Regions from separate parts of the Homo sapiens genome. Here region 2 is linked to region 1. A link is a loop called in an ENCODE intact Hi-C map of the cell type or tissue named here. Cell type or tissue: ascending aorta. All regions are shown on one strand. Each heading gives the region's core, and the rest is flanking DNA. Links, peaks and the distances in the headings are about the cores only. Region 1 has its middle 33 kb from the start of CTIF-AS1. Region 2 has its middle 33 kb from the start of DYM-AS1.

The links. Hi-C counts contacts between places; a loop is a spot of excess contacts. Peaks named below come from ENCODE experiments on the same cell type or tissue, not always from the same donor. Only the 100,000 strongest peaks of a DNase experiment are listed, where the experiment ranks them.
Region 2: it touches region 1 in a loop (2.4-fold over the local background); 2 of 110 quality-filtered maps call a loop at or near these places.

What each region holds. Positions count from the first base shown.
Region 1 is chr18:48,873,842-48,876,737 of GRCh38, reverse strand. No RefSeq gene overlaps it. Among named protein-coding and RNA genes, the nearest start is that of CTIF-AS1, 33 kb to the right of the region's middle. In ascending aorta, for the core only: CTCF peaks have their summits at 388 and 1,636; no DNase peak of the experiment used is centred there; H3K27ac peaks cover 1,511 bases.
Region 2 is chr18:48,989,462-48,992,357 of GRCh38, reverse strand. No RefSeq gene overlaps it. Among named protein-coding and RNA genes, the nearest start is that of DYM-AS1, 33 kb to the left of the region's middle. RefSeq lists a silencer at 1,136-1,284 and an enhancer at 800-1,429. In ascending aorta, for the core only: no CTCF peak of the experiment used is centred there; a DNase peak (open chromatin) is centred at 1,487; H3K27ac peaks cover 2,500 bases.

The DNA of each region.
Region 1 (2,896 bases), core at 144-2,643:
GTGGAGGCCAGGTGTGTGGCTTTGGAGCCTGGCCTACTGACCACAATACCGTACTGCCCCTCACTCGGGTGGAAGGACCCAAGCACAGGGGGGTGTCAGAGGCCAGAGGGAAGCAAGGAGGTCTCCTGTTTCAGAGGCCAGAGGGAAGCAAGGAGGTACCCTGTTTCAGAGGCCAGAGAGAAGCAAGGAGGTTCTCTGTTTCAGAGGCCAGAGGGAAGCAAGGAGGTTTTTGGGAGAGGGGTCAGAAAACGTCAGGATGTGAAGCTGGTGTGGGTAGCGTTAGGGGTCACGGCCAGGCTGGGCTTGGCTGCGGTGAGCTGTGGGCAGTAGGCAATGAACTGGCTCACAGCTCGAGTCAGGGTCTGGTGATCTTAGCAGGCCTGTGGAGCTTGTTCCCGCCACAGGAGGGGCCAGTGAGGGTGGCTGTCTCCCGCAAGCTTTTCCCTGTCTGTCCCTGGAGGCACCTTTGCTCCGCAGCGGCTTTCTGTCCTGTTATGGAGAAAAGCACTGATGGCCGGCTCTTCCCCTGCAGCCTGGCCTGGGGGCTGCAGCCAACCTGGGAAGGAGCTGCAGTCTGAGGATCCCTCTGGGTTCCCTCTGGCTGGGAACCCTGGGCAGACCTCGAGCCCTGGACCGAGACACCGTGGTCATGTGGTGCCTCCAGAGCAGCTGGCCAGGGCTGGGCACAGGGCACGATGTCTCCAAGGCTGCCAAAACATCTGCAGAAGACCCCAGATGCTTTCCAAATGCCCCTGCCACAGCGGAGCTTGGATGAGCAAAAGAGGAAGTGGAGCATCTGAACTCTTCTAGGGGCCACTCAAGGAAGGGGTTTCTGGAGAAGGCCGGTTTGGAGCAAGGCTTTGAGAGGGAGAACTTCAGGCACCATGACCAGCGATTTGGCCAGGATGACACTGGGCTCCCTCTCGCTAGCCTCTCTGTGATGATCACCAGTAGTAACTGATAAACCTGAAACAATGAATACTGACAAGAGGGCAGTAATCACTGTGATTTTACATTCGGCTAACTCGCTGCTGCAGAGATGGAGACTAGATGGTAAATAACGGGCAAAGACTGTAAATCACCCCGAAAACTGATCGATCCAGCAGCAGATTGACCCAACGTCCTCGCCCCGGTGCCTGGGTCTCGGGGGCCATCATAGGGGACAGCGCTGGGAGTCCCAGGGTTGCTCCGGTGCAGGAGTAGGGGTATCCCCACCCCGGGAGACTGGGCCTGAGTTCCAGTCCAGCTCTGCCAACTGCTTGCTGTGCTACTCTGGGCTGGTTGTTCGCCCACTCTGGGCTCGTCTTCCTTCAGCTGTGAAATGGTGGGCTCCGATATTCTACAATTCCAAGTCTCCTCTGCCCCACCCAGATACCTTAAGACTCCTGGACCCTTTTAGGAAGGGGCCAGTCCTGTCCAGACTCCTAGGAGGGCTCAGGCACCGGGAGGGAATAGAGTGGATGAGGGTCCTGCCAAGGCCCCTGCCTGGCCAGTGACAGGAAAGCAGTGGATCATGGCACAGGGAGCGATTTTACTGGAAAGATGAAAGGAAATTGCATCTTTAATAATTCACCGGCCGGTTTGAAGGGAGGCAGGTTGGCGGGGCTGTGGAGCCGCCAGGCGATCCCAGCCTCTGTTCCTGGAAATCCTCCGGCTCCAGAGCTTGCCCGAGAGACCCGGGGCCCTCCATCTCCTCCTGGCCCAGGGACAGCGGGAGCCGACAGAGTCTAGACCAGGGTGAGAGGTTAAAACACAGCCATCCTGGGAACCCACTAAATTGATATCCCCAGCAAAAAGGGAGCCAAAATAATCGATACAGCAGCGGCCCAGGAAAGTGGCCAAGCTCGAGCCCCAGCCCAGCCCGGTGGAGTCGCTGCAGAAAAGGAGGGCTTGGGCTCTAGCCAACTGCATGGGGCTTTGGCGAGCATACTGGCTTTGGGGGCTCTGCCTGGGGTCACCAAGAATGGAAAGGGACCTGGAGGCAGGCAGGGGTCACCAATGCTGAGTAGCCTGTCCAGCTAGTGGGGTGGGTGCAGGGGCCACACTGCCTGGTGTCCTCCATGGGTCCTCGTTTTGTCCTTCCTTCCTGGTCTCTCTCAGGTGGGAATGCTTTGGCTCATGCTGAAGCATCAGGACCTTCAGCTTGGGAGCCCTGAGTGCCAGATAGAGAAAGAAACAACTGAAGCCAGGAAGATGTGGCCCAGGACACAGATGGAAGGTGCCAAAGACAAAGCTAGCTGAAGAGTCAAAAGTTCTGGAGTCCACACATGTTGGTTTGACTCCCAGCCCAGTCCCTCGGGCAAATCACTCCTGGGCCTGCAGCCGGTCCCTGTGAATGGGACCTCAAGGGACACGAAGAGGTGCAAGACCTTGTGCTCCCAGGAGGAGCTTTGCATCTGTAGGCTATCGTCATTATTAGGCCTTTTCCTCAAAGGCTGTAGAATTGTGGTTGACTCCACTGAAATTTCAAAGCTCTCCTGGGTGGGTTAGCCTAGGTAGAAACGGGATTAGAGGGGAGTGAACTCCATAAAGGAGAACAGACTAGGGGATGGAGGGAATCTGGGGGCCAAAATGGGCTCACGCAGAACAGCTGTTAAAATCTGTCTCTCCTCCCTCCGTTCCTGCCTCCCTCTCCTGCTAATTAACAAAGACAACTCAAGAATTACAGAGAAGGCCAGGCGCGGTGGCTCACACCTATAATCCCAGCACTTTGGGAGGCCGAGGCAGGCGGATCACATGAGGTCAAGAGTTTGAGACCAGCCTGGCCAACATGGTGAAACCCCGTCTGTACTGAAAATACAAAAATTACCTGAGTGTGGTGGCACGTGCCTGTAATCCCAGCTACTTGGGAGGCTGAGGCAGGAGAATTGCTTGAACCTGGGAGGTGGAGGTTGCA
Region 2 (2,896 bases), core at 120-2,619, 120 kb before region 1:
TCCAGCAATTGCCACACTTCCTCCTGCCAGGAACATGGTTGCCGCGATAGTGCCAGGCGGGGGACACCATCCGGCCAGTGCTGGACAAGGAGAGGGGAGGAGCCAGACCCATGCCCTCCTCCATGTCTGACCCGAGCTTGAGGCTGTGGGGCAGGTATGAGGTGAGCCTCTATTCCTGCCGGAGCAGAAGCTGCCACCTTACTGTGGGTCTGCACTGGGTGGCCAGCATGAGGTGCCCGGGTAAGGCGGCTGGCCCTCGCCTGCAGGACAGACCAGCTGTGACAGTCATCTTCCTGGGTGAGCTGGGTGTTAGCAGTGTGGGGAAAAGGCGTTGGAGAAGGTGCCTTCCCTGGAGACAGGTTAGGCCCTGAGGCAGAGTCCTGAGCAGCCTACACCCCAGACCAATTAAATCCGAGCCTCTGCTGCGAGTCTCGGCCCCAGTGTTTGTGAAAGCTCCCCAGGTGATTCAACCCCTCCAGGGCTGAAAACCGCCAGTCTAGGGAGAGAAAACCCAGGTGTAGGGCTCTGTGAGCGCTTTAGATCGGAGCAAAGCAGCAGCACTGAAGCAACAGAACCCAGGAAGAGGCTGAACTCAGATGGGCAGGGCCGGCTGCACAGCAAGGTCAGCCTCCCTTCCAAGGGGCTCCTTCCTTCTCCCTCCGGTCCTCGAGGCCCTGGTGTTGTTTTCCTCCAGGAAGGGTCATCCCCACCCCACCTTTAGCCCCCGTCTTAACCCAGCAAGATCCTCTGGAGCTCCTCCCTCCCCTGCCACCCTACCCCACCGTTTCTGGGAAACTGCCCCGGGCAGGCTCCTGAGTGGTCATCCCCGGACTCTCTGCATTGGTGAAGCTCACAGCCCAGTGCCAGCCCACGCCCCAAACTGAGGCCCCTCTCCAGTGTCAGGGAGGTGGAGGACTGCCTGAGGCCCCTCAACCTACATCTGTCCTTGGACCCAGAGCATGGAGAGAGGGCAGCCCACCAGGGTCACTGACCTCAGAGCCCAGACTTTTGCTCTGAGCTGGGGAGGGTCCCAGGCTTGGCAGGGTTGGGGCTCAGGAGGAATTGGGGGAGGGCCCGAGTCAGTGTGGTCCCTCCTTCCTGGAGGAGAGCTCTTGGAGGCCAGGCGAGAGTTCTGCTTCTGGGAATTAGGAATGAAGAGGTCCTGTCTGGAGACCAGGTCAGAATCCCATCCAGCCTCAGGGCAGGGTGGCCCCAGCACCCCTCCCATCATTCCTGGGATGAACTCCCGGAGTGGCGTGACCCTGATGTGACATGCCGAGCTCTCCCTGGCCTCCTTCATAACAGGTTCTGCAGGGACAGACTGACCTAATCTCCTCCTGGGGTAGGACTGAGGATGCCACAGACCAGAGGTGAGGCGACCTTCACAGGGTCGCGCAGCACCTGGTGGTCTGGTCAGTTCTAGAATCCCGGACTCCAGAGGCCTGCTCCTGTGGACTTTCCAAACACTGCCATGACTCACTAATGGTGACACATACCGAGCATGGCCTGTGTGCCCTGCCCCCTCTTGGAAGCTCACTGAGGGGAGAGTGTGGGTGTGCAGCCCTTTGCTACCAGGGAGCCCACAGCATGGGTGTGGACACCCCTTCTCGCACACACACAAAAACCCCAAAAGCCTCAAGGCAGCAGTGTCTCTGCTAAGCCTCGTGGCTCAGACTGGACCTGGGATGGGGACAGGTAGGGTCTGGGTGAGCAGTGTGGCAGGCAGAGGGTGCAGGAGGGTGAGTAGGAGACCAGCTGAACACATATGTGGACAGGCGGGGAGGCTCCCAGTCACGAGGCCGAGCCTCACTGTGCAGGAGGGAAGCTCACTCTCTCTCTCCAGCTGTGGGGCTGGATGGAGCAGGGACAGGGAGGGGCCCAGGACAGTGGAGGGTCTCTCAGGCTGTGTCCAGGCTGGGTTTTCTCCCTCCCTACCCCTCCCTCCTTCCTGCCCATTGCTGTATGAGAGGGCACCCAGGCATTCGCTTTTAGAGTTGTCTTTAGGGTTGTGGAAATGGAGAGAAATCAGGGCCTGGTAGGAAGGATGGGGGCAGGAGGCTCTGCACAGCAGTGTCAAGAATTCAGGAATCAAGTCACTGGGAGAAATGTGGCTTCTCTCTGGCCCCAGCCCCTCACTGGGGTCTTAAGCTCCCAGCCCTCGCCAGCCACCTCCTCCCTCATCCAAGTTAAACGAGCCTGGAGTTGGATAAGAATTCCAGGCCAGGACCTTTGGGAAGTAGAAACCGCCAATCTTATCCACTGGGCTCTGAGGAATTTGGCAGGGCCAGGAGGAAGGGGCTCCACGGACTGGGCTGGACACCCCAGCCTATCTCCCCCACCCTGGAGCAGGGGGCGCGCTCATTATTAATAGCCCCACAATAAACCCCAGCGATAAGGCTCTCCTCTTCCCACCACGCAGATAGTTCTTCCAGTTCAGAACAAAGAAACAGAGAACAAACAGCCAGGTTTCGTGGAGGGGTTTTGTCCATAGAACAAATCTCTGGGTTGATGCCACAGCGCACGGCCAAAGAGGTCTCACATCTTGGTCTGCCTGACCTGCCAGGGGATTCTCTTTGCTGTACAGAAGAAGCGCCCATGCAACCTCACCTCGGCTCCTCTGTTCAGCTGTCCCTCTCCCTGCCAGCTGAAAGCTAACCCAGGCCTGGCAGCCAGTTCCAATAAGGCCTCCCCTATAGCCCCACAGTCTGAGTTTTCTGCCAAAGCAGGGTCAGAGGTGCACCGTTGGGTGGTGGGCTAATTCCTTCCCCTGAGTGCGTCCTGTCTCCAGTTTGGAAAAGCCCAGGTTCCTAGCTGGAGGTCTTTTTTTTTTTGAGACAGGGGCTCACCTGTCACCCAGGCTGAAGTGCAGTGGTGTGATTATGGCTCATCGCAGCCT